2 separate regions of the Homo sapiens genome follow, and region 2 is linked to region 1. Evidence: chromatin contacts called from ENCODE Hi-C or POLR2A ChIA-PET data. All regions are on one chromosome and are shown on one strand. Each heading gives the region's core, a stretch centred on a gene start or an enhancer-like site at or near the end of the contact. The rest is flanking DNA. Distances are from core to core; before and after follow the strand shown.

The links. A loop is a pair of places that touch in the nucleus more often than their neighbours do. ChIA-PET counts read pairs that join two places held with the same protein, here RNA polymerase II (POLR2A).
Region 2: a loop to region 1 is called in a map of naive thymus-derived CD4-positive, alpha-beta T cell, with 4 times the contacts of the local background. The contact joins the enhancer-like site here to the promoter of STARD3NL in region 1. A Hi-C loop is called at or near these places in 1 of 168 maps with a recorded cell type or tissue (naive thymus-derived CD4-positive, alpha-beta T cell). POLR2A ChIA-PET finds 5 or more read pairs at or near these places in 1 of 52 experiments (AG04450).

Annotation. Positions count from the first base shown.
Region 1 is chr7:38,175,905-38,181,429 of GRCh38, forward strand. STARD3NL (STARD3 N-terminal like) reads left to right here and starts at 2,341. Exons shown (of 9, transcript NM_032016.4): 1 at 2,341-2,516. RefSeq lists enhancers at 1-240, 1,988-2,067 and a silencer at 2,318-2,597.
Region 2 is chr7:39,607,568-39,613,186 of GRCh38, forward strand. It overlaps a transcript of YAE1 not described here and the pseudogene LOC646999. Among named protein-coding and RNA genes, the nearest start is that of RALA, 13 kb to the right of the region's middle. RefSeq lists a silencer at 2,164-2,313. Within about 2 kb of position 1,769, at least 10 of the 41 ENCODE cell types and tissues checked have a DNase peak (open chromatin) inside an H3K27ac peak, as active enhancers do.

The DNA.
Region 1 (5,525 bases), core at 1,091-3,590:
CCAGACACAGAGTGCTAATTGGTGCATTTACAAACCTTTAGCTAGACACAGAGTGCTGATTGGTGTGTTTACAATCCTTTAGCTAGACAGAAAAGTTCTCCAAGTCCCCACCCAACCTAGAAGCCCAGCCGGCTTCATCTCTCAGTTTCCTTTAGTTCTTTGAGCATATGTAAGACAGTTGACTTAAATCATTATCTAATAAGTCCACTATCTGGGCTTCCTTAGGAATGGTTTCCATCAATTTCTTTGAGACTTCAGAGGCTACACATGAGTGAATGCAATTAAATCCACAATGTGATGCCTCTACATATTCACCAGAATGTATAACATTTAAAAAGGAAAAGAAAAAGGAAGAACACAAAACACAAATGAGTATAGTAAGTGTTGGCAAAGATGCAGAGTAACTGAAATTTTCATTCACGACTAGGGCATGTATAAATTAGTAAAACCTAAAAACTATTTGGCAGTGTCTATTAATGTTGAATATATTGAATATATACCCTGTGCATAGTAACACTACTTCCAGGGATCTTCCAAAATCAAATGTGTAACTATGTGCATCATAAGACAGGTACAAGAATATTCATAGCAGCGTCATTTGTAATTACCCCAAACTTTAAATAATCTAATGTCAAACAACAGTAGAATAGGCAAGTAAATTTTAGAATTATATACAAAAATGAAAATGAAACTATTATATTCTTGAATATGGATCAATCTTACAAATATAGTATTAAGCAAAAAGAGCCACATAAGAGTGCGTATTATGTATGACTATTTATAAACATTCAGAAGCAGGCAAAACTAATTGGGTGGTAGGATTCAGAATTGTGCCTATCTGTGTGTAGGGGTATAATGACTAAGACTGAGCATGAGGAAAGCTTCTAAATTGCTGGTAAACATTTAAAATTTTGCTGTGAGGCGGTGGTTACACAAGTTTGTTCACACTGTCACTAAGACAAGCACTTATGATTATTACACTTATTTTGTATATGTGTTATGCTTTAAAAGGTTTTCACATCTATCAGTTTATAAAATTTTTTTAAATTGTATTTTATCAGTATTGGCGAGGATACAGGGAAAAATTGCTCAAATACTAGCAGTGGGAATGTAAGTTAAAACAACTACTCAGGGGAGCAAATCAGTGAAATCTATTAAGGATTTACATCGTGCAAACTCTGTGATCCAGTACATTCTCTTGTTGGTATCTGCACTCTAGAGAAATACTTGGACCTAAGTACAAAAAGGCATCTACATATATATTTATGGTACCATTGCTTCTCATAATAATATTAATAAACAAACGTGAGGGTGGGGGAATGGTACATTAATTATGTATGTATATATATACACATATTGGTTCTGAGGACATGCAGCATTTTCAGAGAATGAGGTAGATTTATATACAGATATGGAAAGATTTCAATGCTAAGTGTAAAAAAGTAACATCTACACTTGCAAATGCACAGGAACTAGGAGTCATCATCTACAGACTGGGTTTGTAATTAGGGCCTAAAAGGGATATAAGCATAATTGTAACGTTTAAGCTTTTTTTTTTTTTCGCATGGACAAAATCTTACTTGTGTAATTTAAAATTAATAACGGTACTTAGAATGACTTTGGAAAAATATACAAATAATGAAATGGGGATCCAAAGAATGTTCACTGTATACCTCTGTACTTCTAAAAATGTGAATAAGTGTAGCATCCGTTGGGAGAAAAGTTTAATTAAATTTTAAATAAAACAATAAAAGGTGCCTAACTTCGTGTGAAAACAGACATATAGATATAATTAAATGTGACTACCGCTTAGAGATGTTAGTTATGAACTAGGAGCGCTGAGAAAAGGTATCCTAAATAGGTCTGGGGGAAGTGAGAGTTAGAAGAGGTGACTCTTGAGCTGAGTACCGACATAGAAATGGTATGCCCTGTTTTTATTCCTGGAGGGCTCAGCATGAGGTGCCCAAGAGGCCCTGAAACCCATTTCCATGACATTTTCCCACGAGCTGGAGCATAAACCCCCACCGAATAACTGAAGGGAAGCGGAAGGCGCAGAAACGCGGACGAAGAGGAAGCGGGCGCTTGTTAAACCGTGCGATGCACAATGCGGGAAAGTCCAACCAGCTCCGTGTTTCAAAGCTGGATGCCCAGATTTCCCACCCATTCCTACAGGCAGACCGGCTCGCCCTCTCCCTCCTTCCCGCGTCGTTTACTGGTCAGTAGAAGATTGACATGTCATCTGGCCAATAGGTTGGCTCCTCTATGGAGGCACTCAGGAACCAGTCGGGTCTTTGGTCCCTCGAGCGAGATGCGAGCTGTGTGCGTCGACGTCAGCGTGCTGACGTCACGGGCCGGAGGTCCCGGGGCTGCTGGGTGCGGGCGGTGGGCTGCGCGTTGTCCGCTGGACTGGGTCCCGGTCACGCCCCGCCAAGCCCCGCCCCTCAGGCCGGGGCGCGACCGCGGATCCGCAGTTCCCGGGCCAGCCTGGGGCGGCCGGCCAGGAACCACCCGTTAAGGTAGGCTGGGTTTCTCGTTCCCCTATTTGACAGGTTGGAAAACTGAGTCTCCTGGGTCAGATGACTTACATGGGGGCGTACAGGGGACCCGCGGACGGAGGCCATATCCTGGTCCTGTTCTGTTTCCTGAGTCCTGCGCGAGCCTCCAGGGGAGGAGGAGGGGCGAGGCAGGCTGTGCTCATAATGGACACAAGAGTGAAGTTGCAGAATGCTGAGCCCCGCTGCTCCCACGGCGTGGGCCGGGATTCAGGGATGGATATAGGTAGCGGGAGTGTCCTCATTCCTCCAGCCTGCGGACCCTGAGGAGTCCCCGGTGGGGTCGGCCCCGGGCTGGCGCCATGGGCCCCCAAGAAGGACCAAGAATTGGTGACTGGGTGTAATGCGTGGGTTGTCCAGACACAGGCGGTTGTGAGTCTCTTCTATTCATTGAGAAAAGTCGTGTTCAAAAAAAAAAAAAAGAAAGAAAGCACGAATCATGAATGTTCTCCCTGTGGTTTCAGTTAACTGCTTCACCTACTCGTAGATATCTCGCCATTGTTTGAAATCTTAGTTGCTTGAATACTTTTGATTTAGGGTTAGGGATTTTTCCCCCTCTCTTTTAGTTCAAACATGGGTGGACATTGTGGAACTTTTCTTTGTTCACTGTGTCATTTGTCTTCTATTTCACAGATGGAATCACTGAATTCATCACTTGACACAGTACTAGTTTGGATAAGTTTAGCAAGGTAACCAAGTAACGGGTCTAATTAAATCTTTACTGGAATTAGTCCAGTTTGCCACATTTCCTTGTTAGGAAGAATTCTGAAAGGTAATTCCCGTCTGTATACCATATCTACCCATACGCCTCTTTCTAGAAGCAGGATCTCACAAAACGACTTATGGTATCCTTGTTTTATTGATGGATTCTGATAAGGTGGTGGATTATTCATGTTCATAAAATGAAAACATACAATATGTTGTCGTGTAGAAGTCACTGTCTTTAAAATCTAACTGTCTCAAACATTGGTCTTTTAAAACTGCATTATTGCATTGCCTAAAACTGCATGAAAGAAATGAAATGAAACAGCCTCTGAGGGATATTACCTTACTTATGTTCACAGAAGGATGGTGATTAACATCATTTGGATTTATTCAATGGACAGTTTGCCTGAGTGATTGTCTATGCCACTCATTGTTTTAGGTTTTAGAGATTGAGTAGTGAGCAATTTAGATAAGGCCCATACCCTCAAAGACTTTAACTTTTGTTGGAGAATATAATAAACATGTAAATCAAAGAGACAAGTTTAGATAGGAATAAATGTCAGAAAAGATACTACTGGGTAGAGAGTTTGAGAGTGACTGGGTTGTATGGAGAAATGGGATGGTCAGGGAAGACCTCCCTAAGGAGGTAACACGAGGTGACATTTTGGGTGATAGCTGAATGTTTAGCTGAGTCAGCCATGAGAAAATGGGCTGGAAGTTTCTAGGCAGATATAAACAGTGTAAAGGAGCTAAAGGAAGAATGAACTTGGCATGTTCCAGGGACAGAGGGAAGCCCGTGTGGCTGGAGCTGAGTGAACCTAGGGGAGGGTGAGGTGAGGAGACAGTGGTCAGAGGTGACACTGGAGAGGTGTACAGGGATTGGATCATCTTGTATCCCATGTGAGCCTTACAGGCAGGCAAGGGAAAGATAATTTGTGTACTGCAGAGTCTTGTTTTCTTTTAGTGATACTCATAAACTCTAGCCAACTTTCTGCTTTGTTTTGGTTATGAAATCATTGCAGTAATTTATTGTGTATATATTTTTTCTCCAGAGGCCCTCTTAATGAAAAGATCTTGTTTCCTTCAGCACCTTATCCGATGTAGTTTGTTTCCTTTCCATTGTTATATGCAGAACTCAAAGTCTTTGCTTTTTCTTAAGCTCCCTGCTTTTAATCCTTTCTACTTCCAACCGTGAATACTCTTTCTTATTACCTGTACCTGCCTTCCACTTGGAAAGCAGTGGCAGTTGGTCCCTGCTCTTCTCCAAGCCAAATTCTAGGAAGCTGCATTGGCAAGTGGATTATTGTTCTTCATTAGAGCTTGTATTACTGACCAGGAACATAACGCTTGCCTTTTTTTAGTACCTACGATATGCCAGGTATGTTACATACATTCTATTCCTTCCAACTTGTGGCAAAGGAAAATATTAAGCCTTTTTGATAGTGAGGGAAACTTACACTTCAGCTACTGAGCTAGTACTGATGGAGCTTGTATTTGAACTCCCATTAGGTTTACTTCAAAGCCTAATTCATTCTACCCCACCTCCTGTTAACCTCCAACCTTGCTACCCTGAGCAGCAAGTCTCTATTACTTAAAATTATGTTTTATGATGTGGCATTTTAGAGATCACATGATTCACCCCTCTTAGTTTAGAGCTAGGGCTGTGGAGGCCCAGAGAAGGTCAGTGAGTTTTAAAATAATGCATCTAATGGCCAAACTTCTATCAAATTTTCACCCTGCTCATTTTCAGGCTAGTGTTTTTTCTGCTTTATTTTCTTCATGAAAGTCCCCTATCAATATATTTCTGTACATATAAAAATATAATATTTCAACAGCATGAATTTATTGTCCATAAACTTGTAAAAGTTAATTTTAAAGAGATGAGACATTGCTTCTTCTTGGGCTACAATAATCATTTGCCTTATTTTCCTTCCCTTTTCTGAACAATGAACAGGTATAAACTTTCTGGATGAATCTAGTCTCTGTTAATAGAAAGCTGTGGTTTAAAAATGACTTTTAAATTTTTGTTTTAATTTTAGAAATGTTTGAAAAGGAGTTTAAAATGTGTTACTATTTTCCTAGCCTTAATCTTACGCTTAGAAGTATGGGAATATTGCCTACAGTTTGCTAACTCATAGTTTCTCTTAGCAAGTAGAGTTTCTTCCTGTTATTGAGGAAGCCCTTAGGTCAGTGATATAACTTCTTTTTCTTAGTAATATGTTATGTTTAAAAATAAGTCAAAATCAGTTTATAAATTAATATGAATAA
Region 2 (5,619 bases), core at 519-3,018, 1.4 Mb after region 1:
AGAACTCTAAGATAATACACTTTTTGTTGTTTTAAGCCATTAAGTTTGTGGTAATTGATCACGGCAGCAATAGAAAACTAATATATTTGGGTTTTGTTGTTACTGTTTGTTTGTTTTTTAAGATGTAGTCTCGCCCTGTTTCCCAGGCTGGAGTGCAATGGCACAATCTTGGCTCACTGCCACCTCTGCCTCCCGGGTTCAAGCAATTCTCCTGCCTCAGCCTCCTGAGTAGCTGGGACTACAGGCGTGTGCCACCATGCCTGGCTAATTTTTGTATTTTTAGTAGAGACGGGGTTTTACCATGTTCACCAGGCTGGTCCCAAACTCCTGACCTCATGTGATCCACCTGCCTTGGCCTCCCAAAGTGTTGGGATTACAGGAGTGAGCCAGGGCGCCTGGCCGTAATATATTTGTTTTGTTTTTGGCCTTTCCTCTGCACTGATTCCTTTTCTGTTGAAATCCTTAATAGCCTTCAGGCCAAATCCAAGGATCATAGAACATGTTCACCCTCCCTTGACTCCTTTATTTCTGTCAAAAAAATTAATTAAGGAAACTACTGAATAACCCTGAAATCAACAAAGGTGCCATTGTTATAAAGGTATAAAGGTATGCAACTTTTAAAAATTGACTTAGAAACAAGGACATAAGTGAAATGCCATTTGCCTATAGTTCTAAAGCCTTTCAATAATTTATTTAACGCCTATAAAATATTCAGCACAGCACCCTAGGGAAGTTAAAAATTGGGACAATACACATGGCAAAGTTCTTGGGAATACACAGAAGGCACCTGTGTTGATCAAGTGACTGCTGACAAGAGAAGACGTAGGGATTGAGAGAGACAGGCAGTGAAGAGCAGATGGAGTAGGAGATAGAGAAAGTTTAAGGGATGATTTCCGGGAAAGAAGAAAAAGAAAAGGGTAGAAAACAAAGAGAGGAAGAGAATGTGGCAAAGATAAGATCTCTCAGGAGATCTGCTCTCTTGACCATAATAAGCACCCAACAAGTATTTACAGAATGACTGATTTGAGGGACTCTGATTTCTTCCAAGAGGAAAGACAGGAAATAAGCTAATTCTATTCAACATACGTTTTAGACATGATTACAGTCTAAACAAAATTTTACATTTTCTAGGATTTCATTCTATATTACAGAAGTTTATTAATTATGTATGAATTCTCAGTAACTACTGATAAGGGATCCACCAATGCTTTCCTTCAGAAAGCATTCAGATATGGAGTGTAAACAAATACTTTTAATTACTCTTTCACTCATTACATAAAAGACTTTGGGCTTCTAACTGAAGAAGTTATATAATTAAAACAACCAATACTCATTCTGAGTATTACTTGATTGTCAGAAATACTGAGTCAGGGTTCATTTTATACCAAAGTCAAGCCTGACATGAGCTTAATGATTAAGTCAGATTTAAAAATCCTTCCCATCACTGCAGAACATAAAGACAATTTCAGTCCAACATGTCAGAAATCTCACTTTCAGAAAAGTTGTCACCTTTTCTTTGCACTCCAGCCCGCCAGCCCCTTTAATGTGCTATCCAAGAAAGCAGTGAGGAAGAATCACAGGATAACTGTGCTGTAGACAGGAAGAATAACCAGGCCAGTGATCAGGAGGACTGGAGGCCCCCAGGGGAAGAGCTGCAGGAAAAGGGAGACCCCACAGATAATATGATGAAATATTTGGAAAGCATTAGGAACATCTGGATAGAAAATTAGATAAGTGAAACAATAAGGCAGATACCAAAGCCAAACAAAAATCTTTAAAAGGAAATGCAGTCATACTTCTCTATTAAGCTGTGCAGTGAATCATATTTACATCACCATCATGTGGGAACACTGGTTATTATTTTATCAGAAAGTAATGATGTTATCAAATTGGGAGAATGGGGAAAGTTGGGGGGTTGTAACAGAGACAAATCTTCGTTATAAGTTTATCAGAAAATGATGATGTTATCGAATTGGGAGAATGGGGAAAGTTGTGGGGACAGTGATAACAGAGCCAAATCTCTGTCTATCCAATTGTCTATCAAAACAGGAACTCAACGGATTGGAGCCTACTGGGCTTGAGAGCCCCGCTGAGGAGTCCGGAGGTTGGGACGCAACTACTGCCGCGTCCCCTCCCGGTCCCCGGCCACATGGCGAGCGGGGCGACACCGAAGCAGCCCACGGAGCTCGAGGCGACGCTGCTGAGCCTGGTTCCCCAAAGCGGCCGCGCCACTCCCCGCTTCCCCGCCCGGCTCCGGGCCCCAGGCCCTGGGACGCCGAGCCACCGCCGGCGTTTCAGACGCAAACCCCACCGCGACCCTGCAGCAGCCTGCCCCGCCTGGCCGCCAGAGGCACCTTCCAACTCCGAAACACATTTTTCAACATATAATAGAATCATTATCAGAGGTGGACACATTTAGAAGTTGTTCTTAATCAGAGGGCAGCTTGTGCTTAGGAAAGCCAGCCTCAGTCCTCAGCACCCAGCACCCAGTGCTGCAGGTTTCTCCTGGGTGAAGATGGACCAGCCCACCTTGGCCCTCCGGCAAGCTAGAACAATATGTACACGTCTCTCAAACTATGAAGAGAAGATTTGGGAGGAGTATGAGAAAATCCTCAATACCAAACTAGCAGAGCAATACGAGTCGTTTGTGAAATTCACACATGAGCAGATTATGCGACCATGTGGGACAAGCCCAACAAACTATGTGTCTTGAAGCTTTTTGTTGCAGATCTCGGTACCAGGTTTGACCTCAAGGCATGGTTGCTATACATTTTTTGCAACTGTTTGATATCACATTTCAGCTCCAACTTTGCATCCTGAGAACATTCCAACGTTTCTGCAGGTCCATTTTATACGACTTGAAAGACCTTAAAACTTTCTGGTTGCCACAGGTATATCTTTCTTTTCTGTTCATCCAGTAAATAGTCATACCCTACTGTGACAGATTTTTCCAAACAAAAATACCTGGAGCAGCAGTGTAGCAAAATATGCCTTCAGTGGCACTCAACAAATGGAGTTTCCCCAAGCACAGTTCTGTAAGAAGTGTGTGTGAGAGTGTGTATGTGTCTGTACATGTACTTTAGATTATGGTTTGTATTGTGCAAATTTTTTTGATCTTGGGGATTCTGGCTGTGGATTTGATGCAGAAAATTATGGTTAAAAACTATGGTCTACAGAAGATACTTAATGCTTTGTGACTATATAAATTGTAACAGTGGATTGTTTTATGTGTAGGTATTATTGTTAAATATGGGGACTGTTCACCAGGCACAAAATAGGAATCATAAATTAGGATGCAGGCTGGGTATGGTGGCTCATGCCTGTAATCCCAGCACTTTGGGAGGAGGCCGAGCTGGGCGGATCGCTTGAGGAGAGTTCGTGATCAGCCTGGCCAACGTGGAGAAACCCTGTCCCTACTAAAAATACAAAAATTAGGTGGACATGGTGGCGAGCACCTGTAATCCCAGCTTCTCGGGAGGCTGAGGCAGGAGAATCACTTGAACCAGGGAGGCAGAGGTTGCAGTGAGCCCAGATTGTGCCACTGCACTCTAGCCTCGGTGACAGAGTAAGATTCCATCTCAAAGAAAAAAAAAAAAAGTGAAGATGGCCATTGGCTGTGGTTATGACAATACAGTGAAAGTCTGTTGTCTTAGATATACAAATACATAGTGAGAAATTAGAACAAACTGGAGACTGGCCTTTGACACATGGACTCTGCCTAGCTGTGTTAGAAAAATATTTAACTCCAAGCCTTAAAATTCCCAAATGGAGTTGGTGCTTACCTCATTCACACAATCCAAGAGTTCACTGGGTCCTGAACCTCTAAAGGGAAAAGGTCTCCCCTGGAGCAGGAGCATCAGAGTTTGCTCGGGGGCATAAGGTAGGTGAGTGCTGGGCCGAGGCAGGCTCCCCTGGCACTGCTAGTTGCAGGAGCACTTTACCTTTGTATCAGTTACTAAAAACAAAATTTGAATCCTTTGGTCAGGTTCCCCCAAATTATTTTGAGGTAGCCATGTTTAAGTGCTTGAGCTTTTGTGTTGGCAAACCCCTGCCCAAGGTTGCTAATAGGGTATTCTGCCCCTTGTTTCCACAGCTGAGGCACAGAAAGTAGCCTCTTTTGTGAGGAGTTGGGAGTTAAGTATACATTTATTTTTTTACCATGATTTGTTCAGGACCACATTTTACAAGATACCTTGTTTCCTTTATTATTGTTTCTGGAAAGTCCTATTCATATTATTTTATTTGAATATAGAATATAGTTTTTTTAAATGAGGGCTTATTTTGAAAAATTCTGAGCTTAATTCAAATTTATGCCAATACCTTCCCAAATAAGGTAATAGTCAAAGACAGATGTTCTGATCAAATGGCTTAGAGATAGTCCTGGAATATTCATATTCAAAGATTCCTTATTAATGAATGTCTTTAACTTAAATCTACCCAATAATTGCAACATGGTTCTTTGTACATTTTCATTATATGGTGTTAACAAGCTTCACTGCAAACAAATAAATTACTTAAGTTATTTGTTTACCTTGTCTTCTTAAAAAAACAAAGTCAGCATATGATGTCTAAAATTGATAAAATAGGCTGGGTGCCACCGTGCATGCCTGCAGTCCCAGCGCTGTGGGAGGCCAAGGCAGGTGGATTGCTTGAACCCAGGAGTTTGAGACCAACCTGGGCAACATGGCTAAACTTCCTCTCTACAAAAAGTACAAAAAATTAGCCAGATGTGGCGGTGTGTGCCCGTAGTTCCAGGTACTTGGAAGGCTAGGATGGGAGGACTGCTTGAGTCCAGGATGTGGAGGTTGCAGTGAGCCAAGATCACACCACTGTGCTCCATCCTGGGCAATGGAGTGAGACCGTCTCAAAAATAAAATAAAACTGGTAAAATAAGAAATGACCATGTAAGCCTATTATTGAGAACGATGAAGATAAATACTAGAAGAAACAGATACAAAAGCTAAAAATACTTGCCTTGGAGAGAGGGATTTTTCAATATTATTTGATTTTTTAATTTATGTGTATCAATTTGATAATAATTATTTATTACAATAGGCTGAACAATGAATACCCTCACCTAAAGATGTTTATGTCCTAAGCCCCAGAGCCTGTGAATATATTACTTTAAAGGCAAAAGGATTTGGCACATGTGATTAAGTTACGGATTTTGAGATGGGGAAATTCCCTTGGATCATTTGGTAAACCCTGTGTAATCACAAGAGACCTTCTATGAGGGAGGCAGGACAGTCAGAGTTGGAAAGGAGATATGATGATGGAAGCAGAAGACGGAGTGATGAGACTGCCGGCTTTGGAGATGGAAGAGGGCCACAAGTCGAGGACTGAGCAGCCTCTAGAAGCTGGAAGAAGCAAAGAATAGTATTCTCCCCTAGAGCAGTCGTCCCCAACCTTTTTGGCATCAGGAACTGGTTTTTTGGAAGAAAATTTTTCCATGGACAGGTGGCTAGCAGGGATAGTTTTCGGATGAAACTGTTCCACCTTAGATCATCAGGCGTTAGTTAGATTCTCACAAGGAGTACACAACTTAGATCCCTCGCATGCCCAGTTCACAATAGGGTTTTGCTCCTATGAGAATCTAATGCCACTGCTAAAGTGATGGAA